Linked DNA regions of Homo sapiens: regions 2, 3, 4, 5, 6 and 7 are each linked to region 1. A link is an interaction called in ENCODE POLR2A ChIA-PET data of the cell type or tissue named here. Cell type or tissue: Caco-2. All regions are shown on one strand. Region 1 holds the start of MSH5 (mutS homolog 5). Region 2 holds the start of NEU1 (neuraminidase 1). Region 3 holds the start of HSPA1B (heat shock protein family A (Hsp70) member 1B). Region 4 overlaps SNHG32 (small nucleolar RNA host gene 32). Region 5 holds the start of HSPA1L (heat shock protein family A (Hsp70) member 1 like). Region 6 has its middle 5.6 kb from the start of HSPA1B. Region 7 holds the start of VARS1 (valyl-tRNA synthetase 1).

Evidence for each region. Peaks named below come from ENCODE experiments on the same cell type or tissue, not always from the same donor. Only the 100,000 strongest peaks of a DNase experiment are listed, where the experiment ranks them.
Region 2: POLR2A ChIA-PET joins it to region 1 with 14 read pairs; 20 of 35 experiments call an interaction of 5 or more read pairs at or near these places.
Region 3: POLR2A ChIA-PET joins it to region 1 with 35 read pairs; 31 of 35 experiments call an interaction of 5 or more read pairs at or near these places.
Region 4: POLR2A ChIA-PET joins it to region 1 with 10 read pairs; 29 of 35 experiments call an interaction of 5 or more read pairs at or near these places.
Region 5: POLR2A ChIA-PET joins it to region 1 with 23 read pairs; 32 of 35 experiments call an interaction of 5 or more read pairs at or near these places.
Region 6: POLR2A ChIA-PET joins it to region 1 with 10 read pairs; 31 of 35 experiments call an interaction of 5 or more read pairs at or near these places.
Region 7: POLR2A ChIA-PET joins it to region 1 with 14 read pairs; 31 of 35 experiments call an interaction of 5 or more read pairs at or near these places.

The regions. Positions count from the first base shown.
Region 1 is chr6:31,737,452-31,741,451 of GRCh38, forward strand. MSH5 (mutS homolog 5) reads left to right here and starts at 2,554. Exons shown (of 25, transcript NM_172166.4): 1 at 2,554-2,611; 2 at 3,003-3,162; 3 at 3,712-3,835. The coding sequence starts at 3,016. It overlaps MSH5-SAPCD1 (MSH5-SAPCD1 readthrough (NMD candidate)), which reads left to right and starts at 2,497. Exons shown (of 29, transcript NR_037846.1): 1 at 2,497-2,611; 2 at 3,003-3,162; 3 at 3,712-3,835. RefSeq lists enhancers at 1-154, 1,996-2,626, 2,627-3,258 and a silencer at 3,038-3,256. In Caco-2, no CTCF peak of the experiment used is centred here; DNase peaks (open chromatin) are centred at 210, 990, 1,350, 2,390 and 1 weaker place; H3K4me3 peaks cover 2,654 bases.
Region 2 is chr6:31,860,775-31,864,774 of GRCh38, forward strand. It overlaps NEU1 (neuraminidase 1), which reads right to left and starts at 2,047. Exons shown (of 6, transcript NM_000434.4): 1 at 1,844-2,047; 2 at 1,225-1,417; 3 at 414-676. The coding sequence starts at 2,002. It overlaps SLC44A4 (solute carrier family 44 member 4), which reads right to left. Exons shown (of 21, transcript NM_025257.3): 20 at 3,878-3,962; 21 at 2,418-2,974. The coding sequence ends at 2,853. RefSeq lists enhancers at 2,228-2,853, 2,854-3,477, 3,478-4,000. In Caco-2, a CTCF peak has its summit at 3,288 (motif pointing left); DNase peaks (open chromatin) are centred at 2,197 and 2,937; H3K4me3 peaks cover 2,774 bases.
Region 3 is chr6:31,825,912-31,829,911 of GRCh38, forward strand. It overlaps HSPA1B (heat shock protein family A (Hsp70) member 1B), which reads left to right and starts at 1,827. Exons shown (of 1, transcript NM_005346.6): 1 at 1,827-4,000. The coding sequence starts at 2,040. The coding sequence ends at 3,965. RefSeq lists enhancers at 755-1,566, 1,590-2,219, 2,220-2,848. In Caco-2, no CTCF peak of the experiment used is centred here; DNase peaks (open chromatin) are centred at 1,090 and 1,590; H3K4me3 peaks cover 1,798 bases.
Region 4 is chr6:31,839,529-31,843,528 of GRCh38, forward strand. SNHG32 (small nucleolar RNA host gene 32) reads left to right here. Exons shown (of 4, transcript NR_160953.1): 4 at 15-233. Among named protein-coding and RNA genes, the nearest start is that of SNORD52, 4.5 kb to the left of the region's middle. In Caco-2, no CTCF peak of the experiment used is centred here; a DNase peak (open chromatin) is centred at 2,103.
Region 5 is chr6:31,812,987-31,816,986 of GRCh38, forward strand. HSPA1L (heat shock protein family A (Hsp70) member 1 like) reads right to left here and starts at 2,297. Exons shown (of 2, transcript NM_005527.4): 1 at 1,903-2,297. HSPA1A (heat shock protein family A (Hsp70) member 1A) reads left to right here and starts at 2,557. Exons shown (of 1, transcript NM_005345.6): 1 at 2,557-4,000. The coding sequence starts at 2,771. RefSeq lists enhancers at 1,660-2,489, 3,196-3,765, 3,766-4,000. In Caco-2, no CTCF peak of the experiment used is centred here; DNase peaks (open chromatin) are centred at 1,385, 1,745 and 2,425; H3K4me3 peaks cover 1,897 bases.
Region 6 is chr6:31,820,097-31,824,096 of GRCh38, forward strand. No RefSeq gene overlaps it. Among named protein-coding and RNA genes, the nearest start is that of HSPA1B, 5.6 kb to the right of the region's middle. RefSeq lists an enhancer at 1,675-2,874. In Caco-2, no CTCF peak of the experiment used is centred here; DNase peaks (open chromatin) are centred at 1,324, 1,705 and 2,085; H3K4me3 peaks cover 2,031 bases.
Region 7 is chr6:31,793,933-31,797,932 of GRCh38, forward strand. It overlaps VARS1 (valyl-tRNA synthetase 1), which reads right to left and starts at 1,820. Exons shown (of 30, transcript NM_006295.3): 1 at 1,614-1,820; 2 at 899-1,318. The coding sequence starts at 1,285. LSM2 (LSM2 homolog, U6 small nuclear RNA and mRNA degradation associated) reads right to left here. Exons shown (of 5, transcript NM_021177.5): 5 at 3,464-3,950. The coding sequence ends at 3,825. RefSeq lists an enhancer at 1,418-2,272. In Caco-2, a CTCF peak has its summit at 2,052; DNase peaks (open chromatin) are centred at 1,779 and 2,129; H3K4me3 peaks cover 1,993 bases.

The DNA of each region.
Region 1 (4,000 bases):
AGAAAAGAAAAAGAAAGTAGAGTTAGGGATGGGAAGGGAGATGACGAAGTCTTTTGCGAAGGAAACATAAAGCCGAGGCAAGGGGCTTTGTTGCAGGGAGGGGTCTGTTCCTGTAGCTTGGTCAGCTTTGTGCTTCCACTTATGTTTCCTATTGGGGCCCCTTCCTGTGCCCTTTGTCCTCGTCTCACTGACAGGTTGCCTTGGAGATGGGGCAGAGGGGTGGGATTATCATGGCCCGATCCTGAAGTATGTGTATAGGGGGTGGGGTAGGGGTGTTGTTAGCTGGTCCTGTCATGGGGATAAAGAAAGATCAGACAGAATAGTGGGAGTAGAGTCCTTGGGGACACCTAAATAAATAAGCAGGGAGGACATAGGAGGAGCAGCTCTCTCTCCAGTAACCTTGATTTCTATTAAACCTTTATGACCTGCTGAAAAAATAAACCCAGAATTCCAGCCTCCATATCCTGAATTTCTCTCCTGTCCAACCATCCCTTCTCTATCCTCCTCATCACCCTCTGTCCAACAAAAGACCTACAGTTCCAGAAAACCATGGTGGAGTGCAAGAACACAGAACTAAAACAGAGCTTGAAACTTAAAGAAAGGGAGAGACTTGGGGGAGGAGTGGGGTGGAGTGACGTGATGTGCTGCTGGAAACCAGCAGTTGGTGGTTTCCTCTTGTGCTTCCTCTTCTGTGGGTTTTCTCCTGCTTGTGGGAGGGCCTTTTTCTCTCCTCCCGACAGAAAGGCTATCTTTGGTGTTCGTTCCCTTGAACTGTAACATCCTGTAAGGGTATGATTCCATGCCTCTGTGTGGGTGTGAATTCCCTCATGGTGACCCTCAAAATCTGCACACAGGACCCCTTCCCATTGAGGGGAGGGGATCAAAACAACTCTACTTCTCAGGGTCCTCTCCTGTTCCAACTGGTCTGTGTCCAAGAGAAGCCTTAGGTAAATGGGGCCAGCTTGAAGATCAAACAGGTTTGGCAGCCTCTCCCGGCCTCTCTTTTCTCTCCTACAGCTTTATAGCTACAGCTGCCTTGATATCAATATTGACTTTGGCTGGCTGGCATGACTACCCACAGGGTATCGTGCCTTAATTTACCAGGTGACAGGCAACGCTGCCCTCTCCTGGAACCATCCAGCAGAGCCAGGGCTGTACCCCCAAATCCTGCAACAGAGGTTTCCCTCCATCTCACCTCCCTGTCCCTGCATTTCTCCTATCTCAGTAGCTCCTCTTTCCCTCTCTGGGCTTCTCTTTCCACTCCCTCCCCTTCCTGGGCTTGGTAAACTAGTCCCTAATCTCTTCACACCCCAGATTGGAAGGTGGGTCCCTCCCTGACACTCCCCAGAGCTGTCACCAACCTCCTCCAAGTTTCTATAGCTCCATTGCTCAACAGATTTGCCAGGGGTAACCATTAACCCAGCCCTTAACTCTGTTCCCCCACCTTTCTTGCTGGAGGGGATTTTCCAATTACTGGTTAGCACAGCTAGGTCATCTCACCCCCACCATCTTTCCTAACTTCTTGGGTTGGGGGGCTGGGGAGGAATCTCCCCATCTCAGGGTACTAGGAACAAAGCTGGGGAGGATGGTGCATTTAAAGGGATTATATATATATATATATATATTTTTTTTCTTTCTCCCTCATAACCCCACCCCCGCAACACACACACACACACACACACACACACACACACACACAGACGCACAAATAAGCTTTATGGAGCAGTGACTTCATTATGTTCACCGCTTTGAGTCCAACCCCTGGCCCAAAATAGGCACTAAATAGTTGCCGAATGCATGAATGATAGATACCTCTCTGTCTTCAGGGGTGTGTAGAAGTGCGAAGGGGTATGGGCATGTCCCAGTAGGGGTGTGAGTGTTCTGATCAGAACTACTTCTCTCTGCCAGAATTTGATGTAATTCGAATGCTTCCACCTCTGCTTGAAGGGTTTAAATAATAAATTAGGCCCTGTCGTGCCATTATGGGGGTGGTCATACCCTGTACCCAGGAAACAGGCACGGTAGGGCTGAGACAGAAGTCCTGCTTGTTTCCGCTTATTTATTTGAAACACCGCTCATTTAGGTCTTACTTTGTTTGCCAGGCACTGTTCTAAGCTCTGTATAAATATTAACTCAGAGGGTACAAATATTAACTTAAGAGTTGTTGCAGGAAAAAAAATAAGCGCCTCTGGCTCTTTAAGTTTGGCCTCCCCCTCAAAACCCCCGCAACGGTCCCAAACCCCTTCCAGGGACTGGGACTACGGACCCTGGTCCGACCTTCTCGCGGGCTTCCCACTGCGCCAATCAAATCCCAGAAACAGTGAGTGCTAGAGGCCCGGCTGCTAAGCAACGGCAGAGGGCGGGAAGTTTGAACGTTCTGGACCCGCCCCGAAGGCAAATAGGCCAATCAGCGTCCAGACTCTTCAGCTACGGCAGTCCGCTTCTCCTCCTCGCCCTGTCGGATCTCTAGGCTGGATCCGGGCCTCTCCAATCAACAGCGGTTAGGAGGGCGGGGCGCGTGCGCGCGCACCTCGCTCACGCGCCGGCGCGCTCCTTTTGCAGGCTCGTGGCGGTCGGTCAGCGGGGCGTTCTCCCACCTGTAGCGACTCAGGTTACTGAAAAGGCGGGAAAACGCTGCGATGGCGGCAGCTGGGGGAGGAGGAAGATAAGCGCGTGAGGCTGGGGTCCTGGCGCGTGGTTGGCAGAGGCAGAGACATAAGACGTGCACGACTCGCCCCACAGGGCCCTCAGACCCCTTCCTTCCAAAGGGTAACCTCCGCGTGACAGGAATGAGGGTGGGGCGCGTGGAGTTTCCCACAATCTGTACTTTAGTTAAATACCCGAGAATTCACCTCCTGTGTCCACAGCTCTCCACGCCCCTCAGCCCTGCCCCGCAGCCCTGTAGCAGAAGTACTTAGTGCTTTGCATTCTGCGCGCCACCCTACCCCGGCCTCCTCTGTGAATCGTTGCTTCCGAACCGCCCTCACTTTTTGCATCCGCAGAGCCTCCAAGCTCATGGCCTCCTTAGGAGCGAACCCAAGGAGGACACCGCAGGGACCGAGACCTGGGGCGGCCTCCTCCGGCTTCCCCAGCCCGGCCCCAGTGCCGGGCCCCAGGGAGGCCGAGGAGGAGGAAGTCGAGGAGGAGGAGGAGCTGGCCGAGGTCTCTGAGGGGAGTAGAAACTTGAATGGAGAGTTGATGGGAAGTTAGAATAAAAGAGGGTTGGGAGCCGGGCGCGGTGGCTCACACCTGTAATCTTAGCACTTTGGGAGACTGAGGCGGGCGGATCACCTGAGCTCAGGAGTTGGAGACCAGCCTGGGCAACATGGCGAAACCCCGTCTCTACTAAAAATATAAAAATTAGCCGAGCGTGGTGGCACGTGCCTGTTATCCCAGCTACTGGGAAGGCTGAGGCAGGAGAATCACTGTAACTCGGGAGGCGGAGGTTGCAATGAGCTGAGATTGCTCCACTGCACTTCAGCCTGGGCGACAGAGCAAGACTCCGTCTCAAAGAAAGAAAGAAAAAAAAAACAGGGTTGGGAAGAGCTGGGCAAGTCTCTTACCTCCTGAGTGGCTGTTTCACATTCACTAAATGGGGGTGATGATGCCTATCTCAGAGATTTGAGAAAATGATTAAATTATATAAGACATGGTAAACCCTACACTTATGAGTGATTCTAATAGTGATTTCCTTTCTTCCTTGCTGGACAGATCCATCTGTGTGTGCTGTGGAATTCAGGATACTTGGGCATTGCCTACTATGATACTAGTGACTCCACTATCCACTTCATGCCAGATGCCCCAGACCACGAGAGCCTCAAGCTTCTCCAGAGAGGTGGGGATGGAACCATGAATTCCTCTGCTCTCTGGGATTGCAGATGTGTTACACACACACACACACACACACACACACACACACACACACACACACATATTTTTTTTTTCTAGACAGAGTCTTGCTCTGTTACCCAGGCTCAAGTGCAGTGGCGCAATCTTGGCT
Region 2 (4,000 bases), 120 kb after region 1:
ACACCCTGTTTGAATTAAGAAGCTCTCCCAGGGTGTACAGCTGGACATGTGCACCAGGGGCCCAGCCACAGGGTGCATGAGAGCTTAAACCCAACCTGTGCTCACTCGCCAAGCTGTGCACCCTGGCACAGGCTTGTGTCTGTCCAAAGAGGCAGTGCCTTTTTCTACTTTGCATGAGGGTATTGCATGGACTAACGCAGTCCTGTTGACAATGCCAAATGGGAAGCCAATGGCAGAGTTCCCTCTTCTCCTGATAATGTGTTCCTACCAGGATGCCCTGTCTTTCAAGGAATCCCACCCAAGCCAGAAAATCTGACTTCAGAGAATCTTCCCCTTGGAAAGGAGTCCATTTGGGGGTATCCCTCAGACTCTCCACAAGGCAGCCCCCTCCACCTATCTCCTAGGACAGAGACCTGAATACCAGAGCCCGGTCCAGGGGCAAACACTTCAGTGCCAATATCCAGGGAGAGATTCCGGGGTGTGCTCCAGGAAACACCATCATCCTTGCTCCATACCAACATGGTAGAGGCCACCTGGCAGCCGGCCTTGTGAGCACAAAGGGAGTAGAAAAGAAATACTACTCCTGTCTCAACATCGCTCACTACTGCCCCAAGGTTCAGCCCATCGGGGACATCCCCATCATTGACAATGAACGCTGTAGGAGACCATGTGCTGCCTGAAAAAAATTGGAGGAAGAAACCCAGAGTGAGCACTCTGCAGGTACCCTTTCTACCACTTCCCGTTAATTTCCCACCTTCTGCTAGGGACCTCAGGCCTTCCGATGGTCCCAGGGTGCAATCCAACACTTGCACTATCTATACCTCTTGTCCTGTTTTATTTTTCTCCATTGCATTTATCACCTTGCAACAGACAAAAAAGTTTACTTGTTTATTATGCTTGTCTGTCTCCTTCCAGTACAATTTAAATCCTGAGGGCAGAGATTTTTGATCTGTTTTGTTCGTGGCTATATTCATGAAACCTAAAATAGTGCCTGGTATAGGTATATAGTACCCAATAAATGTTTGCTAAGTGAATGTCCAACTCCTTGGTGATCCCAATTTCCAGATCACTGTCCTAGACACTTGCCCTTCTCGGGTTCCCTCTACCCCTCAGGGACTCAGGCAACCAACCCTCTAAGTTCCCCTATCCTCAGGGCCCTTGGGCTCATTGGGCTGCCCACCCATCCAACCTAGCACCGGCTCTTTCACCCAGACATCTTTATACCCTGGTCCATGGACCTCCGCAGGGCGATGAACTTGGCCCCCTCATCGGATGAGGACATTTTCCTCGCCTCAGCAAAGGCGAGAAGAGTGCCCCGCGGAGTGGCTGTGATGAGCGGGATGCGGAAGGTGTCCACTGAGCCGATCTGTCTCCCGCTCACCCACAGCAGTTGCTCCATGGTCACCAGCGGCTGCACCTGTCATGGGAGGAGGAAGGGTCAACAAAGACAAACTTGTCTTGGGGGTTTTAGGAACCCACGTTCCGATGGGAGAGGGAGGATCTAATGGGGATCCCGAGTAGGGGATGGGGTCCCAGAACAAGAAAGAGGAACACGAAGGGGAGTTTGGAGCGAAGCTGGAGGCTCGGAGCAGGGGAGGGTCTACGAAAGGAGAAGGCGCCTTCAGGGAGGGAAGGGGACCCCAAAAGAGGAAGGGGCTCGAATGAGGAGAAGGACGGGGACCCGGAGAGGGAGAGGGGCTGGGAGCGGTAGGAGGAAACGGGGTCTGGGAGAAAGAAAAGGGTCCTGTCGCGGAAAGTCGGCTCAGCCGCCCGCGTTCCGGGGGACACTAGGTGTCGATCACCTGCGCGGGTCGGGGATGGGGCTATGCAAAGGGTGACTCACCAGACCGAAGTCGTTCTCAGCCTTGGACCAGGAGGCTGCCAGAGACAGCAGCAGGAAGATCGCGGCAAACACCCAAACCCTACAGCCTCCCCAGAAGCCCAGAATCCGCGGCCCCCAGCGTCTGTCCGGGAGCGCCGTGCTGGGTCGCTCCCCAGTCATCTCTCCCCGCAGCTGCCGCGACCCTGGCAGCTAGACTCCACAGAGTCGGGAGTCAGCTGACCCGGACCCTTTAAAGCGCAGATGTCACCCTTAAGCCCGCCCCGGTCTGGAGGCCCCGCCGCGCTTCCCGGACTCTAATTGGTCTTCAAGTAGCTCATCTCCTCCCACGTGATCACGCAGCATCTCGAAGCTTGCCCTTCCGATTGGCCCTCTTGGAGGCCCTCTTGGAGGCCCGGAGCGCGTGACCCGAACGGGAAGCGGACTGGCTGGGGTGAAGAAGGGACTGGCACCATCCTTATTGGGCTTTTTGATTGGCCGCGGCACCAGGACACGTCACAGGGGCGGGGCCGATTTTAAAGAGCCGGGCGCGGAAAAAAAAAGGCCGCCTGTCGTCGTGGAGAGAATGAGTCACAGATTTACTGAGTTAACAAAATATCTTTAATAAAATCTTTTTGTTTGTTTGTTTTGTTTTGGAGACAGAGTCTGTCACCCAGGTTGGAGTGCAGTGGCGCGATCTCGGCTCACTGCAACCTCTGCCTCCCGGGTTCAAGCGATTCTCCTGCCTCAGCCTCCCGAGTAGCTGGGATGACAGGTGCATGCCACCACTCTCGGCTAATTTTTGTATTTTTAATAGAGACGGAGGTTTCACCATGTTGGCCAGGCTGGTCTCGAACTCCTGACTCAGGTGATCCGCCCGCCTCAGCCTCTCAAAGTGTTGGATTACAGGCGTGAGCCACGGCGCCTGGCCTAAAACCTTTTTTTACCACAAAATGGAGACCTGTAAGGCGAAGTGAGGTTGGATGGCTGGACGGTGGGGGTGGGGTGCAGTCCTGGATCAGGGCCGGAGCTGTCACTTCTTCCTCTTCTTGTTGTCCGGGGGCGCCTCGTTCTTCTTGCCCAGAATCTTTAGAAGGCTCTTGGACATGTAGTAGGGCCGGTCCAGGGAGCCGTTGTTCCGCTCCAGGTCTTCCACTGAGCCGCAACAGAGACCGGTTAGAGCGGACCCTGGGGCCAGGAAATCGGGGACTGGGAGGCAAGCTGCCTGCGGGATTTGGAATCCAAGCTGCACCACCACCCTTACCCCCGGGCAGGTTATGTAATCTCAGTTTCCTCCTGTGAAGTGGGGTCGGGAATATTATGTTGCATAGAGCGATGATAAGAATTAGCGGAAAAAATGCATGTCAGTCGCTTAGGAGGAGACTGGCAAACCCTGAATGGATGCATGCTGTAGAGTAAGAAAATCCCCTGCCGCTACAGCCACCTGCTGGGAAGTCTCTCTAATGGCTCTTTTTTTTTTTTAATCTTTTTTCTTTGTTTTGAGACGGAGTCTTGCTGTCGCCCAAGCTGAAGTGCAGTAGCGCAATCTCGGCTCGCTGCAACCTCCGCCTCCTGAGTTCAAGCGATTCTCCTGCTTCAGCCTCCCAAGTGGCTGGGATTACAGGCGCCCGCCACCGCGCCCAGCTAATTTTTTGTATTTTTAGTAGAGAGGGGTTTCACCATGTGGGCCAGGCTGGTCTCGAACTCCTGACCTCAGGGTGATCTGCCCACCTCGGTCCCCCAAAGTGCTGGCATGACAGGCGTGAGCCACCATGCCTGGCCTCTAATGGCTAACTTCTACCCGAGATTTCTTAGGGAAGATAGCAGAGACCTCTCCATCAGAATGCTCCTTCTTTGGAGAGCCTACCGGCCTGGGGGCTCACTCTCTTCCTTCTTCCCTAAACGCCTGGCCTCAGGATGTCACAAGAAGCTCCCTCTGGTTCGTTTAGCTCACAAAGGCATTGTTTCTAGAAGCACCAAATCTCCAAAAAAAAAAAAAAATGCTTGAACGGCTCAGTACTTTAAGGTTGGGGACAGGTGGCTGGGGGTGTCACTCACGGAAGCAGAGGAAGAGCGTGTCCACACACATGCCGAAAACGCTGAAGAAGCCGCTGGCGATGACATAGGCCCCCAGGATGGAGGTCTGGAAGACATGACCCGTTGGGGTTATTGGGTTCCTCT
Region 3 (4,000 bases), 88 kb after region 1:
GTATTTAAAACAGGAGGAAGGAGAATCCGCAGGAAGTTGGAATCTAGGATAAAAACTTAGACACATTCAGCCTGGCCAACATGGCGAAACCCTGTCTCTATTAAAAATACAAAAATTAGCCCGGCGTGGTGGCACATCCTGTAATTCCAGCTATTGGGGAGGCTGAGGCAGCAGAATTGTTTGAACCCCAGGGGCAGAGGTTGCAATGAGCAGAGATCTCACCACTGCACTCCAGCCTGGGCGACAGAGTGAGACTCAGTCTCAAAACAAACAAACAAAAACAACAGGCCGGGAATGGTGGCTCACGCCTGTAATCCCAGCACTTTGGGAGCCCGAGGTGGGCGGATCACGAGGTCAGGAGTTCGAGACCAGCCTGACCAACATGGGCGGATCACGAGGTCAGGAGTTCGAGACCAGCCTGACCAACATGGGGAAACCCTGTCTCTACTAAAAATACAAAAATTAGCCAGGCGTGGTGGCGCACGCCTGTAATCCTAGCTACTCAGGAGGCTGAGGTAGGAGAATTGCTTAAACCCGGGAGGCGGAGGTTGCAGTGAGCCGAGATCACGCCACTGCACTCCAGCTTGGGCGACAGAGCGAGACTGTCTCAAAACGAAAACAACAAACTTAAGACACATAACCTGAGGTGTTAAGAGGAGCTAGTAACTAGAACCTGGGTCCCAACCCCTCCTGCTTTCCAGCATCACTCCACACAGTTTGCTTAAAGAGGGCCACCTGCCAAACAGCTGTAGTATGTGATGTTAAAGAGAGCTAAACACCCCCCGCACCTCCCTCCCAGGGTCACCATCTTGTTAAATTTGACCTAAAAACGGTAACAGCCTAGGGGTTTCAGGGACAGACAGAAAATCTTACTCGGGACTGTGAGGTCCTACTTCTACACACCGTCCAGGAGTGAACCAGGAATTGAGAAAGTAGGAAGGAGGTGTCCCAGACCCCAAGCTAGGAATGGGGAGGGAAATGGAGGAATCCCAAATGCCTTAAGGACGGCCTACATACTAAGGAAAATTTTTTTCTAACTCCTGGTTGCAGCTGAGGGGAGCGGCTGAGGGCGGGGACAGGGGTGCGGCGGACCCACTGCTCCCATTACCCGACCAGCGCCTCCCTTCCTCCTTGGATGGGTGCCCCTGTCTTGCTAAGAACTGCCTGTTTACACAACTGCTTTCCTTGTGAAAATTTAAAGGCTCCTATTCCCAGTTGTTCTATCCTTGTAGGTTAAAGATTATGTCAAAAACTATATTGCATTATCTCTTTCCTTCTCCTTCCCATTAAGACGGAAAAAACATCCGGGAGAGCCGGTCCGTTTCTCAGGCAGACTAGGCCATTAGGTGCCTCGGAGAAAGGACCCAAGGCTGCTCCGTCCTTCACAGACACAGTCCAATCAGAGTTTCCCAGGCACATCGATGCACCGCCTCCTTCGAGAAACAAGGTAACTTTCGGGTTCTGGTTGTCTCCAAAGTCATCCGACCAATCTCGCACCGCCCAGAGCGGGCCCTTCCTGTCAATTACCTACTGAAGGGCAGGCGGCCAGCATCGCCATGGAGACCAACACCCTTCCCACCACCACTCCCCCTTTCTCTCAGGGCCCCTGTCCCCTCCAGTGAATCCCAGAAGACTCTGGAGAGTTCTGAGCAGAGGGCGGCACCCTGCCCTCTGATTGGTCCAAGGAAGGCTGGGGGGCAGGACGGGAGGCGAAACCCCTGGAATATTCCCGACCTGGCAGCCTCATCGAGCTTGGTGATTGGCTCAGAAGGGGAAAGGCGGGTCTCCACGACGACTTATAAAAGCCGAGGGGCGCGCGGTCCGGAAAACGGCCAGCCTGAGGAGCTGCTGCGAGGGTCCGCTTCGTCTTTCGAGAGTGACTCCCGCGGTCCCAAGGCTTTCCAGAGCGAACCTGTGCGGCTGCAGGCACCGGCGTGTTGAGTTTCCGGCGTTCCGAAGGACTGAGCTCTTGTCGCGGATCCCGTCCGCCGTTTCCAGCCCCCAGTCTCAGAGCGGAGCCCACAGAGCAGGGCACCGGCATGGCCAAAGCCGCGGCGATCGGCATCGACCTGGGCACCACCTACTCCTGCGTGGGGGTGTTCCAACACGGCAAGGTGGAGATCATCGCCAACGACCAGGGCAACCGCACCACCCCCAGCTACGTGGCCTTCACGGACACCGAGCGGCTCATCGGGGATGCGGCCAAGAACCAGGTGGCGCTGAACCCGCAGAACACCGTGTTTGACGCGAAGCGGCTGATTGGCCGCAAGTTCGGCGACCCGGTGGTGCAGTCGGACATGAAGCACTGGCCTTTCCAGGTGATCAACGACGGAGACAAGCCCAAGGTGCAGGTGAGCTACAAGGGGGAGACCAAGGCATTCTACCCCGAGGAGATCTCGTCCATGGTGCTGACCAAGATGAAGGAGATCGCCGAGGCGTACCTGGGCTACCCGGTGACCAACGCGGTGATCACCGTGCCGGCCTACTTCAACGACTCGCAGCGCCAGGCCACCAAGGATGCGGGTGTGATCGCGGGGCTCAACGTGCTGCGGATCATCAACGAGCCCACGGCCGCCGCCATCGCCTACGGCCTGGACAGAACGGGCAAGGGGGAGCGCAACGTGCTCATCTTTGACCTGGGCGGGGGCACCTTCGACGTGTCCATCCTGACGATCGACGACGGCATCTTCGAGGTGAAGGCCACGGCCGGGGACACCCACCTGGGTGGGGAGGACTTTGACAACAGGCTGGTGAACCACTTCGTGGAGGAGTTCAAGAGAAAACACAAGAAGGACATCAGCCAGAACAAGCGAGCCGTGAGGCGGCTGCGCACCGCCTGCGAGAGGGCCAAGAGGACCCTGTCGTCCAGCACCCAGGCCAGCCTGGAGATCGACTCCCTGTTTGAGGGCATCGACTTCTACACGTCCATCACCAGGGCGAGGTTCGAGGAGCTGTGCTCCGACCTGTTCCGAAGCACCCTGGAGCCCGTGGAGAAGGCTCTGCGCGACGCCAAGCTGGACAAGGCCCAGATTCACGACCTGGTCCTGGTCGGGGGCTCCACCCGCATCCCCAAGGTGCAGAAGCTGCTGCAGGACTTCTTCAACGGGCGCGACCTGAACAAGAGCATCAACCCCGACGAGGCTGTGGCCTACGGGGCGGCGGTGCAGGCGGCCATCCTGATGGGGGACAAGTCCGAGAACGTGCAGGACCTGCTGCTGCTGGACGTGGCTCCCCTGTCGCTGGGGCTGGAGACGGCCGGAGGCGTGATGACTGCCCTGATCAAGCGCAACTCCACCATCCCCACCAAGCAGACGCAGATCTTCACCACCTACTCCGACAACCAACCCGGGGTGCTGATCCAGGTGTACGAGGGCGAGAGGGCCATGACGAAAGACAACAATCTGTTGGGGCGCTTCGAGCTGAGCGGCATCCCTCCGGCCCCCAGGGGCGTGCCCCAGATCGAGGTGACCTTCGACATCGATGCCAACGGCATCCTGAACGTCACGGCCACGGACAAGAGCACCGGCAAGGCCAACAAGATCACCATCACCAACGACAAGGGCCGCCTGAGCAAGGAGGAGATCGAGCGCATGGTGCAGGAGGCGGAGAAGTACAAAGCGGAGGACGAGGTGCAGCGCGAGAGGGTGTCAGCCAAGAACGCCCTGGAGTCCTACGCCTTCAACATGAAGAGCGCCGTGGAGGATGAGGGGCTCAAGGGCAAGATCAGCGAGGCGGACAAGAAGAAGGTTCTGGACAAGTGTCAAGAGGTCATCTCGTGGCTGGACGCCAACACCTTGGCCGAGAAGGACGAGTTTGAGCACAAGAGGAAGGAGCTGGAGCAGGTGTGTAACCCCATCATCAGCGGACTGTACCAGGGTGCCGGTGGTCCCGGGCCTGGCGGCTTCGGGGCTCAGGGTCCCAAGGGAGGGTCTGGGTCAGGCCCTACCATTGAGGAGGTGGATTAGGGGCCTTTGTTCTTTAGTATGTTTGTCTTTGAGGT
Region 4 (4,000 bases), 100 kb after region 1:
TTATTATTTTTCAGGAATTTGCTGACACAATATCTTCCGCCTGGTGCTGGGCATATCCTAAGAACTTACAACTTTCCTGTATTATCCTGTGTGAGCAGCTGTCACCTTATTGGGGGAAAAATGCCTGAAAATTAGGGGGCACTTCAAGTAGATAGCTTCTATTTCCTATATTTGTCTTATATACAAGTATTTGCTTTTATCAAAATAATTCCAATAAAGCATTTTAAAGTAAAGAAGACGTGGTTTGGTCTCAGAACAATGGTACAAAAAGATTAAGGGGGCTGGGCGCAAGTTGCTCATGCCTATAATCCCAGCACTTTGGGAGGCCGAGGTGGGTGGATCACAAGGTCAGGAGATTGAGATTATCCTGGCCAACATGGTGAAACCCTGTCTCTACTAAAACAAAAAAAGGACAAAAATTAGCTGGGTGTGGTGATACATACCTGTAATCCCAACTACTCGGGAGGCTGAGGCAGGAGAATGGCTTTGAACCAGGGAGTCCAAGGTTGCAGTGAGCCGAGATCGTGCCACTGCACTTCCAGCCTGGCGACAGGCTCCGTCTTAAAAAAAAAGAAAGATGAAGCCCCGTGAGCTAGTTAATGCTGAGTTAGGCTTAACTCTTAAGCCTAATATTAGAGATTCTTGGTTGGGTGACATAGTATTATGTATAATACACTAGACTTTTGACAATCATTTGAGATGGTTTTTCTGGCAGGGGAGGAGGTGGAGTTTCGCCCTTGTTGCCCATGCTGGAGTGCAATGGCAAAATCTCGCCTCACTGCAACCTCTGCATCTTGAGTTCAAGTGATTCTCCTGCCTCACAGCCTCCTGAGTAGCTGGGATTACAGGCGCCTGGCACCTCCCCTAGCTATTTTTTGTACTTTTAGTAGAGACAAGGTTTCACCATGTTGGCCAGGCTGGTCTCGAACTCCTGACCTCAGGTGATCCACCCACCTCAAGCCATCCGCCTGCCTCAGCCTCCCAAAGTGTTGGGATTACAGGTGTGAGCCACTGTGCCTGGCCGAATTTGAGTTTTTTTTAATGATTGTAAAGTGTCCACGGCTACCCAATTAGCCATCTTTTTTTTTTTGAGACAGTTGCACCTTGTCACCTGGGCTGGAATATAGTGGCGCAGTTTGGGTTCACTGCAGCCTCTCCCCGGGTTCAAGTGATTTTCGTGCCTCAGCGTTCCCAGTAGCTGGGGCTACAGCTGCACACCTTATTTTTGTATTTTTTGAAGAGATAGGGGTTTCACCATATTGGCCAGGGTGGTTTCGAACTCCTGACCTCAAATGATGTGCCTGGCCAGAACATTACCAATAACTTTGAAACAAACCTGTCTGATTCAATTTCTCTTTTTCTTCTTCCTACTTGGAGAATTAACTGGGTATATCATCCTCTGGCTTTTCTTAATAGTTTTACTGAGTGCATTGCTAAACAATATCATTTTAATTTTGCGTATCTTTTGAACTTTGTAAAAATGGAATGATTCACCAGACACGAGACAACATTTTTCTTTTTTGGGGGGATGGAGTCTTGCACTGTCGCCCAGGCTAGAGTGCAGTGGCGTGATCTCGACTCATACTGCAATCTCTGCCTCCCAGGTTCACCCCATTATTCTGCCTGGGCCTCCCAAATCACTGGGACTACAGGTGCCCGCCACCATGCCCCGCTAATTTTTTGTATTTCTAGTAGAGATGGGGGTTTCACCATGTTGGCCAGGCTGGTCTCGAACTCCCGACCTTGTGATTTGCCCACCTTGGACTCCCAAAGTGCTGGCATTACAAACAGCCACCATGCTGGCCCATTTTTCATTTTTCAAAAAGAATAAATCTTCATGTGTTCTACTGCAACTTTCTGCTTTTCTGGGGGGCGGGGGGGACAGAGTCTTGCTCTGTCGCCAGGCTGGAGTGCAGTGGCGCGATAGCTCACTGCAACCTCCACCTCCCAGGTTCAAGCGATTTCTCCTCCCTCAGCCTCCCGAGTAGCTGGGACCACAGGCGCGCACCACTATGCCCAGCTAATTTTTGTATTTTTACTAGAGACGGGGTTTCACCACATTGGCCAGGGTGGTCTCCAACTCCTAGCCTCACCGTCCGCCCGCCTCGGCCTCCTGAAATGCTGGGATTACAGGCGTGAGCCACCACGCCTGACATTTACTTATTTCATTTATCTTTGAGATGGAGTCTCGCTCTGTCGCCCAGGCAGCATGTAGTGGCGCGATCTCGGCTCACTGCAAGCTCTGCCTCCCAGGTTCAAGCCATTCTCCTGCCTCAGCCTCCGGAGTAGCTGGGACTACAGGTGCCCGGCTAATTTTTTTGTATTTTTAGTAGAGACGGGTTTCATTGTGTTAGCCAGGATGGTCTTGGATCTCCTGACCTCGTGATCCGCCCGCCTTGGCCTCCCAAAGTGCAGGGATTACAGGCGTGAGCCATCGCGCCCAGCCTTTTTTGTTTTTTGAGACATAGTTTTGCTCTTGTTCCCCAGGCTGGAGTGCAGTGGCACTATCTTGGCTCACCACAACCTCTGCCTCCTGGGTTCAAGCGATTCTCCTGCCTTATCCTGCCAAGTAGCTGGGATTATATGCCACCACGCCCGGCTAATTTTGTATTTTTATTAGAGATGGGGTTTCTCCATGTTGGTCGGGCTGGTCTCCCGAACTTAGGTGATCCGCCAGCCTCAGCCTCTGAAAGTGAAAGTGCTGTGATTCTAGGCCAGAGCCACCACACCTGGCCTGCAACTTTTGTTGTTGTTCATGTATTTTCCTGTAGTTCATTTGGAGTCCACCCTTCCATACACATTTGTGGACATAAAAAACTTCAGGGCCTGGCATGGTGGCTCATGCCCGTAATCGCAGCTGAGGCGGACAGATCACCTGAGGTCAGGGGTTAGGGACCAGCCTGGCCAACATGGTGAAACCCCATCTCTACTAAAAAAAATATAAAAAAGGGCCAGGCTCACGCCTGTAATCCCAGCACTTTAGGAGGCCGAGGCGGGCAGATCACGAGGTCAGGAGATCAAGACCATCCTGTCTAACACGGTGAAACCCCGTCTCTACTAAAAATACAAAAATCAGCCGGGCGTGGTGGCGGGCGCCTGTAGTCCCAGCTCCTCGGGAGGCTGAGGCAGGAGAATGGCGTGAACCCGGGAGGTGGAGCTTGCAGTGAGTCAAGATCCCGCCACTGCACTCCAGCCTGCGCGACAGAGTGAGACTCCATCTCAATTAGGGCCAGGCATGGTGGCTCACGCCTGTAATCCCAGCACTTTGGGAGGCCGAGGCAGGTGGATCACCTAAGGTCAGGAGTTCGAGACCAGCCTGGCCAACATGGCAAAACCCTGTCTCTACTAAAAATACAAAAATAAATTAGCCAGGTGTGGTGGCACACGCCTGTAATCCCAGCGACTCGGGAGGCTGACGCAGGAGAATCACTTGAACCTGGCAGGCGGAGGTTGCAGTGAGCTGAGATCATGCCATTATGCTCTAGCCTGGGCAACAAGAATGAAACTACATCTCAAAATACATACATACATACATACAGTTAACCGAGCATGGTGGCATGCGCCTGTAAGCCCAGCTACTTGGGAGGCTGAGGCATGAGAATCGCTTGAACCTGAGAGGTGGAGGTTGCAGTGAACCAAGATGGCACCACTGCACTCCAGCCTGGGTGACAGAGTGAGACTGTTTCAAAAAGATTCAGGAGCCAGACTGAACACTTACTGCTAGGTTAACTTTGGCTAAGTTCCTCAGTGATTCCCATAACAATTTCCTTGTTTGTAAATAGATAACAGAGTTCCTACCCACCCTCTTTTTTTTTTTTTTCTTCAGTAGTAGAGATAGGGTTTCACCATGTTGGCCAGGCTGGTCTCAAACTCCTGACTCCAGGTGATTCACCCACCTCCCAAAGTGTTGGGATTACAGGTGTGAGCCACTGCACCGGGCCTACCCTCTCTTTTTTTTGAGACAGGGTGTCACTGTTGCCCAGGCTCGAGTACAGTGGCA
Region 5 (4,000 bases), 76 kb after region 1:
AATTTTTTATTTTTTTGTAGAGACCAGGTCTCCCTGTTGCCCAAGCTAGTTTCTCACTCCTGAGCTCAAGGAAACCTCCTCCCACCTCCAAGTCACCAAGTGTTAGGATTATAGGCTTGAGCCAAGGCGCCCGACCTCTTTTTTCTATCTCTATGAATTTGACTACTCTTGTAACTTCATATAAGTGGAATTATACAGTATTTATCCTTTTGTGACTTTGCTTATGTCACTTAGCTTATGTGCACAGGTTTCATCCATGTTGTAACATGTCACAATTTCCTTCCTAAGGCTGAGTAATATTCATATTTATATACCACTGTTTTTGATTTTGTTTTGAGACAGAGTCTCACTCTGTTACCCAGGCTGGAGTGCAGTGGCATGATCTTGGCTCACTGCAACCTCCACCTCCTGGGTTCAAGCTAATTCTCCAGCCTCAGCCTCCCGAGGAGCTGGGACTACAGGCGTGCACTGCCACGCCCAGATAATTTTTGTATTTTTAGTAAAAACAGAGTTTCACCATGTTGACCAGGATGGTCTCAAACTCCTAACCTTAAGTGATCCGCCCGCCTCGGTCTCCCTAAGTTCTGGGATGGCAGGCATGAGCCACCACCGCACCCGGCCTATATACATTTTGCTTATCTATCTCTCGATGGATACAGATTACAGAATTTACAGAATAATGTTGCTATGAGCAAGCCTATACAAATACATGGAGACGCTACTGTCATGGCAGACTGCTTTTTGGACAGGGTAGACAAAAGTATTCTCAGCTACTCAAAGAAGTTGGGAAGCAAGTAGCTGTATATTGTTTTCAATTTCCCAAGTGACCTAATTCTACTGTCCTGTTCCTATATATTTTACTGTGGGATTCTGTCTCTTTATGACCCAAGAGTAGTGTACATTCTGGTCTCTTCAAGAGACATCAGCCTCCACACTTGAGTTCTGCTGCCTTCCTGGGATAATATTCTCTATTAGGGGTTCACCGGCAGTAAATTCCAGTCAGGCTGAAGATGACTGCTAGAAAACCACAAGCCTTCCAGTTTTCTCAAACGACATGGCACTCCAGACAGTATCTGTATCCTTCTCCTAAATAAAACTCCTGTTTTCTGGAGCCAATAACTGATCAATAAAGGGTTTAAGGGCGGGGGGCGGTGGCTCACGCCTGTAATCCCAGCACTTTGAGAGGCCGAGGCGGGCGGATCACGGGGTCAGGAGAACGAGACCATCCTGGCTACCATCCTGGCTAACACGGTGAAACCTCGTCTCTACTAAAAAATAGAAAAAATTAGCTGGGCGTGGTGGCGGGCGCCAGTAGTTCCAGCTACTCGGATGGCTGAGGCAGGAGAATAGCTTGAACCCGGGAGGTGGAGCAATTAGCCGGGCGCGGTGGCGGGCGCCTGCAGTCCCTGCTACTCGGAAGGCTGAGGCAGGAGAATGGCCTGAACTCGGGAGGCAGAGCTTGCAGTGAGCCAAGATCGTGCCACTGCACTCCACCCTGGGCGACAGAGCGAGACTCCGTCTCAAAAAAAAAAAAAAAATTAAAAATAAATAAATAAAAATAAAATAAAGGGTTTAGTGTCTATCCCTCTCCACACCGCAGATTCCTAGGCCGCACTCCCTTTCCCCCGCTTCCCAGTTACCCCGCCTCCCCCTTACCCCGCCTTCCCCGCCTCCCCATTTCCCCGACAGGCCGCACTCCCTTCCCCCGCCTCCCCCATTCTGGCTGCTCCGACCAATCAATCTGAAGCCATCTTAGCTTTCCCCAAGTGCTCCTCCTACCCGGATCAGCCAACGCCCACATACCTCAGGCTTAAACCAACTAGGGAACTTTCCAGTACTTTCCCAAACAAGGACCTACTGAGCCTTTCAGGTTCACAATCAATCAGATCCCTACTGGCTCACCTAGTCTCCCGACGCCTTCGCTTCAGTTTGGAAACGTCCAGATTACGCAGCCCCAGCGAGTAGGTGGGGGCTCCCTCAATATCAAACTGCACAACCGGGGTCCCCCCACCCCCCACCCCGTCCCTCCCTGCAAATTTGAGACGGCTCCAACTCAGTAATCTTTTTCCAAACTGGCCCATGAGGTCAGAGACAGTATCTCCATTGTAACGTGGCCGGGCGGTGTCAACACAAACGCCCCCACCCTCCCCTGGACGCGCGTAACCCGCTCCCCGCACCAGCCCCCTGCCCACAACTGCGCAGGCCCAGCAAGCCCCCACAATTAAAAGCCCAGCGCCGACCCTTCCTGTCAATTAGGCGCTGAAGCGCAGGCGGTCAGCATCGCCATGGAGACCAACACCCTTCCCACCGCCACTCCCCCTTCCTCTCAGGGTCCCTGTCCCCTCCAGTGAATCCCAGAAGACTCTGGAGAGTTCTGAGCAGGGGGCGGCACTCTGGCCTCTGATTGGTCCAAGGAAGGCTGGGGGGCAGGACGGGAGGCGAAAACCCTGGAATATTCCCGACCTGGCAGCCTCATCGAGCTCGGTGATTGGCTCAGAAGGGAAAAGGCGGGTCTCCGTGACGACTTATAAAAGCCCAGGGGCAAGCGGTCCGGATAACGGCTAGCCTGAGGAGCTGCTGCGACAGTCCACTACCTTTTTCGAGAGTGACTCCCGTTGTCCCAAGGCTTCCCAGAGCGAACCTGTGCGGCTGCAGGCACCGGCGCGTCGAGTTTCCGGCGTCCGGAAGGACCGAGCTCTTCTCGCGGATCCAGTGTTCCGTTTCCAGCCCCCAATCTCAGAGCGGAGCCGACAGAGAGCAGGGAACCGGCATGGCCAAAGCCGCGGCGATCGGCATCGACCTGGGCACCACCTACTCCTGCGTGGGGGTGTTCCAACACGGCAAGGTGGAGATCATCGCCAACGACCAGGGCAACCGCACCACCCCCAGCTACGTGGCCTTCACGGACACCGAGCGGCTCATCGGGGATGCGGCCAAGAACCAGGTGGCGCTGAACCCGCAGAACACCGTGTTTGACGCGAAGCGGCTGATTGGCCGCAAGTTCGGCGACCCGGTGGTGCAGTCGGACATGAAGCACTGGCCTTTCCAGGTGATCAACGACGGAGACAAGCCCAAGGTGCAGGTGAGCTACAAGGGGGAGACCAAGGCATTCTACCCCGAGGAGATCTCGTCCATGGTGCTGACCAAGATGAAGGAGATCGCCGAGGCGTACCTGGGCTACCCGGTGACCAACGCGGTGATCACCGTGCCGGCCTACTTCAACGACTCGCAGCGCCAGGCCACCAAGGATGCGGGTGTGATCGCGGGGCTCAACGTGCTGCGGATCATCAACGAGCCCACGGCCGCCGCCATCGCCTACGGCCTGGACAGAACGGGCAAGGGGGAGCGCAACGTGCTCATCTTTGACCTGGGCGGGGGCACCTTCGACGTGTCCATCCTGACGATCGACGACGGCATCTTCGAGGTGAAGGCCACGGCCGGGGACACCCACCTGGGTGGGGAGGACTTTGACAACAGGCTGGTGAACCACTTCGTGGAGGAGTTCAAGAGAAAACACAAGAAGGACATCAGCCAGAACAAGCGAGCCGTGAGGCGGCTGCGCACCGCCTGCGAGAGGGCCAAGAGGACCCTGTCGTCCAGCACCCAGGCCAGCCTGGAGATCGACTCCCTGTTTGAGGGCATCGACTTCTACACGTCCATCACCAGGGCGAGGTTCGAGGAGCTGTGCTCCGACCTGTTCCGAAGCACCCTGGAGCCCGTGGAGAAGGCTCTGCGCGACGCCAAGCTGGACAAGGCCCAGATTCACGACCTGGTCCTGGTCGGGGGCTCCACCCGCATCCCCAAGGTGCAGAAGCTGCTGCAGGACTTCTTCAACGGGCGCGACCTGAACAAGAGCATCAACCCCGACGAGGCTGTGGCCTACGGGGCGGCGGTGCAGGCGGCCATCCTGATGGGGGACAAGTCCGAGAACGTGCAGGACCTGCTGCTGCTGGACGTGGCTCCCCTGTCGCTGGGGCTGGAGACGGCCGGAGGCGTGATG
Region 6 (4,000 bases), 83 kb after region 1:
CTCTCCCCTTCAGAGCTGCAGTAGCATTTGTGACTCTGATCTGCAGACCCTGTAGTGACTCTAAACCAGGAGCAACTACCACTACTGTGGCATGGAGTGGGGAAAAAGGTAATTGGAAAAGGGTGGAGATGGGGAAGGACCTACCAAATGCCTTTGTTGACACAGTAGAGAAGTCATCAGACATAACATTGAATGGAGGCAATAAGAGAGTTCCTATGGCCCTATCAAGCTTATTAGTAGGTGTTTTAACAAGAAATATGTAAAAATTATTACTTGTCGGCCGGGCGTGGTGGCTCATGCCTGTAATCCCAGCACTCTGGGAGGCCGAGGCGGGTGGCTCACTAGGTCAGGAGTTCAAGACAAGCCTGGCCAAGATGGTGAAACCCCACCTCTACTAAAAATACAAAAATTAGCTAGGCGTGGTGGTGGGCGCCTGTAATCCCAGCTACTCAGGAGGCTGAGGCAGGAGACTCACTTGAACCCGGGAGGTGGAGGTTGCAGTGAGCCGAGATCGTGCCACTGCACTGCAGCCTGGGCGACAGAGCAAGACTCCGTCTCCAAAAAAAAAAAAAAAAAAAAAATTGTTTGCCTGCATACCCTAGCACAGAGTACTGTACCTTGAAATATTCACTTTGTAACCTCAAGAAAAGACGTTGAGGGAGCTGTGGAATTAGCAAAGAGAATGCAGTGCCACCCATAAACGGAGTGATGTTTTGAGGAGCAGAGGAACTTTGAGGGAGGAAAGTGCAACAGGAAAAATAACTGCAGGTGTGGAAAAACAAATATAAATATCTTCTCAATTCCAATCACCTCCTACCTTCCTATACCAGGCCTCAGAAGGCAGCAGGCTATGATAATAAATTTGATTTTATATGGCTTTGAACCCAGGATTTTATTTTATAACATATACACTTACTGTTATTCCTGGTCTTCAAGAGTTCTTGTCATCCTCAAAAAGACAAAAAAGGTACCAAAACAAAAAATTAACTACAGTATTTTATAGATGTGAGAGAAGTGGGCAGAAATAATACGGCTTTAGGCTAAAAAAGGAAATGAGGTTATTTCTTGGGGGAGCCAATATTGGCGATTTCTGAGGGAGCGATCCTTACGTGAATATAAAAAATTGTGACAGCCACCATTCCTCCTGCTAACTGATCTAAATCCATCCCCTTGGGAAACGCCCCTGAGGTATCTATCAGGTGTAGTTCAGCCAGAGGGAGTAAACCCACCGGGCCCTCGTCCTTTCCTAGCACCACCATTTAAAGGGATGTTTGAGGGGTAGGGCAGCGGAGCATTCCAGACACGGAGTTAAACCCGCCCCACCCCGCTGGCCCACGTCCAGCCCGATCAAGAATTGGAGGAGAGAGGAGCAGGGCGTGGTGGCGCGGGCCTGGAGTCCCAGCTACCCGGGAGGCTGGGGCGGGAGGATCGCTTGAGGCTGCAGTGAGCCGTGATTGCGCCACTGCACTCCAGTCTGGGCGACAAAGCGAGACCCTGCCTCAAAAAAAAGTGAAAAAAAAAAAAATTAGAAGGGAGGGCACCAGAGGAGGGCTGGAGCAGGTTCACAGGCTGGGACTACGGAGGAGCCCAGCAACCGAGAATCACTCCTGAGGGTCTAATTTTCTTACTCTCCTGATGCCTCACGGGGCGAGGGACTAGAACGGGGCGCTGAGCTGGCTGTAGGCAAAAGCCAACCGACTCCATCCCCTACTCTCCCATCAGTCGCGCGTCCCCGCGCAGACGGGTGCGCGCTGGCCGTGGGCGGTGGGGACCTTCTCTTCTCGCCTCTGGCCACCCAATGCATCTGATTTAGTTGTATGAAAGTTACAAAATTCTCCAATATTTTCGTCTTGTAAATCACCTAGTATGAGAGAAACTCGAAAGGTCCTTTCTTTCCTCCTTTAATCCCTTTTTGGAAAAAAAAAAACATCAGAAAACGCAGGAGTCGGATAGGCAGCCCCGAAGCCAGCCCCGCCCTCAGGCCCCAGCGGCCCCGCCTTTTCTCCCCCCGCCCCCCCCCCGCACTCCCCACCTTTCCTCCCCTTTGGCTGAGGCTTTTTCCCCCGTCGCTGGCTCTGCCCGAAGTTTCTAGAGTTTTCTGACCTTCAAGGCGAGAACTGCTGTGTCATTCTTAGGGACACTCCCCAACAAACTGCGCCACCCGAGTCTCTCCCTCCTCTCGCCAGCCGGCCCTAAAACATCAAGGTTAGTCAGGACTCTATATTTAACGTCCGGAAGATTCTGTGAACTATATGCCAACCTTGCCCTAGTAACGGGGCTCCCCCCTCCTTTCCCCTCTTTCTGCTTGAGCAATCTGTTCTATCGGAAAGGAGAGGCAGGGCTGGGAGAGCTGGAAGGTGGGGAAGGCAAGAGCTTGTAGGGGCCATGGTCTTGAGTCCGAAGAGCAGAGCAGCAGCCAGGACGGGAGTCCCTGGCTGATCACATACCCGTGGTGCCCTTAATGCTCGCAGAGGCCAACACTGTATTCATTTGTTTTCCTCTTTAGAGAATAAAACAATTAGGTCTAACCACAAAATTAAAAGCAAACAAAACCCAGTTAGGTTGATGAGCCAATGTGGGAAGGAGTACAAAATGAGTGTCAGAACCCGTGGGTCCAATCACCGGTTCTGTAACCTGTCATCTGGGTAACCAGATCAAGCCACTGAACTTCTTTGATCCTTGGTGCTGTCTTTGAAAATGAAAAGGTTTGACTGAATGGCCTGTGCCCGCAGATCTTAGGACAGTTTTTACATTAAGCTGAAAGCAGCTGTAGTCCTAATAATGGTCCCCAACTTTTAAACACCTAAATAAGAATGACTACGAGTCATATCCGAGAGTATGGGATCCCCAATAAAAGGAGGGAGAAGATCATATTCTCTTTGATCATGTAGGGAAAAAAAATTTTTTTATTCGAGACAGGATCTCTGTCTCCCAGGCTGGAATGCAGTGGCGTGATCATAGCTCACTGCAGCCTTGACCTCTTGTGCTCAAGCGATCCTCCTGCCTCAGCCTCCCAAGTAGCTGGGACTACAGGCACCTGCCACCACGCCCAGCTAACTTGTAAAGTTTTTAGTAGAGATGGTGTCCCACTATGTTGCCCAGGCTGATCTTGGACTTCTGAGTTCAAGTGCCTGCCTTGGCTTCCTAAAGCACTGGGATTACCGACCTGAGTCACCACACGCAGTTCAGTTATTGTTAATTATGTTTTAGAGATGAACACGTCGAAACTTGTGTTATTTAGTCAATGTACAAGTACTTCCTTGTTGAAAAGAAAAACAGCCTCACCAAAGAAGTAGAGCGCAGATGCAAATCCAGGATTTTCCCTTCCCAGATTTTTTCTTTCCATGCTGCTAGAAATGGCCAGGGTTCTCTTTGTCATTGAAGCATTTGTCATTCATTCAGTTAAGAATGCCTGCCTCTAGATTTCATATCAATTAACTCTTTTGCTTTCATTTAAGTTCATTTGGATAAACTTAAAATTATAACAGCTTTTTTTTTTAATTTATTATTTTTTTGAGACAGAGTCTTGCTCTGTCACCCAGACTGGAGTGTAGTGGTGCGATCTCAGCTCACTGCAACCTCCACCTCCCAGGTTCAAGTGATTCTCCTGCCTCAGCTCCTGAGTAGCTGGGATTACAGATGTGCACCACCACGTCCGGCTAATTTTTGTGTTTTTAGGAGAGAAGGGGTTTTGCCATGTTTGCCGGGCTGGTCTTGAACTCCTGATCTCAGGTGATCCACCCATCTCGGCCTCCCAAAGTGCTGGGATTACATGCATGAGCCATCGCGCCCGGCCTATACCATCTTTTAAAATGAACAAAATTAAGAAAACTACTGTTTGAGGAACTATAAAAAGGAGAGGGAGAAGGAAGGAAAAGACCCTGCAGCGTCAGCCTGAAGAAGGCTGTCTTACCCCACACTGCTGTAGCAATTATGTTCTTGGCACTCCCTCTTCAGTTCTCTTGTCCCTTTGAAAGCATCTAACCTGGCTTTCACTTTG
Region 7 (4,000 bases), 56 kb after region 1:
TCTCTACTAAAAATACAAAAAATTAGCCGGACAAGGTGGTGGGCGCCTGTAATCCCAGCTACTCAGAAGGCTGAGGCAGGAGAATCGCTTGAGCAGTGAGCTGAGATCGCACCATCGCACCGTGGCACTCCAGCCTGGGCAACAGAAGGAGATTCTGTCTCAAAAAAAAAAAAAAAAAAGAAAAGAAAAGAAATAAAAGAGGGGAACAAACAGGGAATTCCAGAAGAGAGGGACTCTATTTTATTTGTTTGTTTGGACAGACATTCTGAATGCAAGGACTCTATTGTAGATAGGGTGATCACAATATGAGGGAGCAAGTCAGGGTCTGCCACATTCATTCATCCATTCAAGAAATACTAATTTTCCATCATGTGCTCAATACCATGCAAGGAGGCAGAGTTGAAAGTACACCAAGGCACAGGTCTCCTTTGGAAGGACTGATAGTTACAATCTGGCAGGGTTATCTCTCCTCTCACTTACCTTCCTCATTTCATTTCTCTTTTATCTCCTCCCAGCAATTGTCATCTCTCCCTCACCCAGTCTTTTCCTACAATTCAAATAACTTCTATCCTCATCAATTTCAGACTCATCAAACTTTTACTAAGAGACTTTAAAAGTGCCTGGCACTAAACTATGTGCTCTGCGCACATCTTTTAATCCTATTAACTCAGTGAGGCAAGCATTACATCAACTTGCCTGCGTGTTCATAGACATAGGAAGACCAAGACACAGCGGGTCTATGAAACGTGCCCAGGGTTACCATACCAGTTGGCAATCTGGGATTTGATCACTCTTTTCCCACATCTGATGTACTACCTTCTTGTCTCATTGTCCATTCCAGTCCTCGCTTCCCTCCTCTGAATTTCTCCCCTCCCCCTCTTCTGTACAACCCCCTCACCTGGGGGTCCTGGGCCGAGCTTCGGAGTCCCAGGGCCGGCAGCGTTGCTCCACAGGCAGCTGGTATTAACTCCGTGTCGGCGTAACTGACCCACTGTTGGACAAGGACAGCCGCCCGGCTGCCCCCTGGGCCCCCCAGGCCTGCTGGCCACAGCAGCTGGGCCACAGCCGTGGCCCCCCACACCCAGAGCCCACCGGGCCCCTGCTCCAGGGCCGGCAGGCGGGGTGGGGGAAAGGGAGTCCTGCTAGTCGGGGGTGGCTGGAGACAGATGCGGGGGTGGGCTCCTCCCCATCCGGGACCCTCCCCAGCCTCCCCATAGCGAGCGGCTATGAGGGCTCGGAGGCTGGGGAAGGCATCTGGGTGAGGGGAGACGTAGAGGGTGGACATAGTTATGAGAAGGTCCGAACGAAGTGGAAAAACCTAAGGAGAAAGAGAGACAGGGGAAGACTGCGGGATCGAGGTGGGTCCTATGTTTGAGTAGAGAGGGGACCCTCACGGGAGCTCCTTCGCCGCAGACACCCGAGTCCCATAGGACTGAGGGTCTGACCAGGCAGGCTGTCAGGAGCCGAGGACCTGGCTCTCAGAGGGGCAGTGTCAGTGGGGAGTTCCTGGGGAAGAGGAACTATCCACCATCGCGGGGCTTCGGGGAGTGTGGAAGGCTCTCAGGAGCGGGTCGGCGTCTGGTTGGATGCGGGTTCGAGCCGCGTGTACGTACTGGAGGGAGATGGTCAGACTGGGCCGGGAATCCACCTCACAGCCAGGCGCCGGCCGCGGCTGGACCGGCCGAGCGGCCCGGGCGGAGGAGTCGAGCGGGCAGAGACGGTGGGCGGCTCTCCAGGTGACCCTAGTTCCCTAAGATCGCCGCCCCGGCAGCCGGCGCCCACGTGTTCCCCCCTTTGTGACAGGGAGCGTTTCCGGGCCTGCGGGTCCTGGCGGGGGCGGCCGTGCCCCGCCTGCGAGTGCGCGCCCGCCGTGTCCGACACTGCCCCGGGGGCCGCGCGGCTCGCCGCCCGCCGGTCTCACGAGGAACAGCGCGGGGCGCGGGGCGCTGGGCGCGGACGCAGGACGAGAGGACACCCCTGAGCACGACGCTCCCGTCAGGCGCCGCCACGGGCACCTTGTGCGGGTCCTCGGCCGGGTGGCGAGGGCGGCGCCCAGCGGGCAGCTAGGGAACTGGCCCAAGAGGGTCGGCCGGCCCTGCCGGTGGAGGGCGTTCCCCACCCGGTAGCGGGGAGGTGCCCAGCAGGGAGCCGCCTGATGAGGACCGAAGGGGAGGTCCATTTGCCGAGGCCCTGGCGTCCAGCTTCCTCTTTGAGCCTCATCTCCTCATGTATGAAAAAAGGGTGACGGCCGGGCGCAGTGGCTCACGCCTATAATCCCAGCACTTTGGGAGGCCGAGGTGGGCGGATCACCTGAGGTCAGAAGTTCAAGACTAGCCTGGCCAAGGTGGTGAAAGCCCGTCTCACGCCTGTAATCCCAGCACTCTGGGAGGCCAGGGCGGGTGGATCACCAGGTCAGGAGTTCAAGACCAGCCAGGCCAAGATGGTGAAACCCCGTCTCTACTAAAAATACAAAAATTAGCCAGGTGTGGTGGCAGGCGCCTGTAATCCCAGCTACCCCGGAGCCTGAGGCAGGGAATTGCTTGAACCCTGGAGGTTGAGGTTGCAGTGAACTGAGATCGTGCCACTGCACTCCAGCCTGGCGACAGAGCTGCAGTATTTGTAAAAATACAAAAATTAGCCAGGCGTGGTGGCACACACCTGTAAGCCCAGCTACTTGGGAAGCTGAGGCAAGAAGATCACTTGAACCTGGGAGGCGGAGATTGCAGAGCTAAGATCACACCACTGCAGTCCAGCCTGGGTGACAAAGTGAGACTCCATCTCAAAAAAAAAAAAAAAAAAAAAAAATTAGCCGGGCATGGTGGTGGGCATCTGTAATCCCAGCTACTCAGGAGCTGTGGCAGGAGAATCGCTTGAACCGGGAGGCGGAGGTTGCAGTGAGCCAGACCAAGCCAGTGCACTCCACCCTGGGCAACAGAGTGAGACTCCCGTCTCAAAAACAAAAAGGAGGGTCACACTAGATGGTCTCTAAGGGTCCCTTAAGGCTGAGAAGTCTCATCTGTATCATGAACTCATATTTGCTGAATGAGTGAATGAAGTTTAGTAATTCCCAGTCACAACTTTTCTCTAAAATATAAATTACATCACTTGTATTTATCTTCTATACATATTCAGAAAACATGAACTGATTTGGTTGGATTGGTGAAGTCTGGTAGCATGAAATGTATCTTATGACACTATCACATTAATGGAAGGACAGCAAGCACTCCAGTTGCAGGTATGGTATAAGCAAAAGGCCACAGGGAGAACATACAGGTAGGGACATGTTGGGGAAACATGGTGTAGAGCAACTGTATTATATGCTTTATACCAAGGAGAGTAGTGGGAAGCTGAGTTGGATTCTTGGCTGGGTTAACGCAGAGTAACAGGGGCTTGGATGAATTCGACATCCTTTTCCATGTCCCAGCCCCCTGCCCAACACATAGTAACAGAACCAAAACACAAATTTGCATCATAAATTTTATTCCCGATGCGGGACAGATTCCTTCCATCCCCAAATGAATCACATGCTGCCCTGGAAAGACCTAGGAAACTCTCCTACCATCTCCAGAGAAGTAGTGAGAAAGGCAGGTGCTGGGGACTGGGAAGGCTTTGAAGTTTCCCAGCCTACTTATCCTCCCCTTCTCAAGAGAGGATAGCTGTTCCCTATTACTCCTCTCATCCACTCATCCCTTAAAAAAAACCCACAAAACCATCATTAGTAAAAAAACAAAACCCCTTCAAGTATTGGGGGTTAGGGGTTCTGGGCTGGGACTTGGGGTTATGGGTCACCAATGAAAGAGGGAGGGGAAGAGGAGGAGGAGCCATCACTGTTTCTGCTGCAGGGCTTCCTTCCTTGCCGCATCCTGTAGCAACTGTGTGTCGACCTCATCTGCTGGCAGCTGCACGTATCGGACCACTGAGCCCCGAATGAAGCAGTTCTTCACTGATAACTAGACAAAGATGGACAAATATGAAAACACCCTTAAAAATGTCCTCTAAC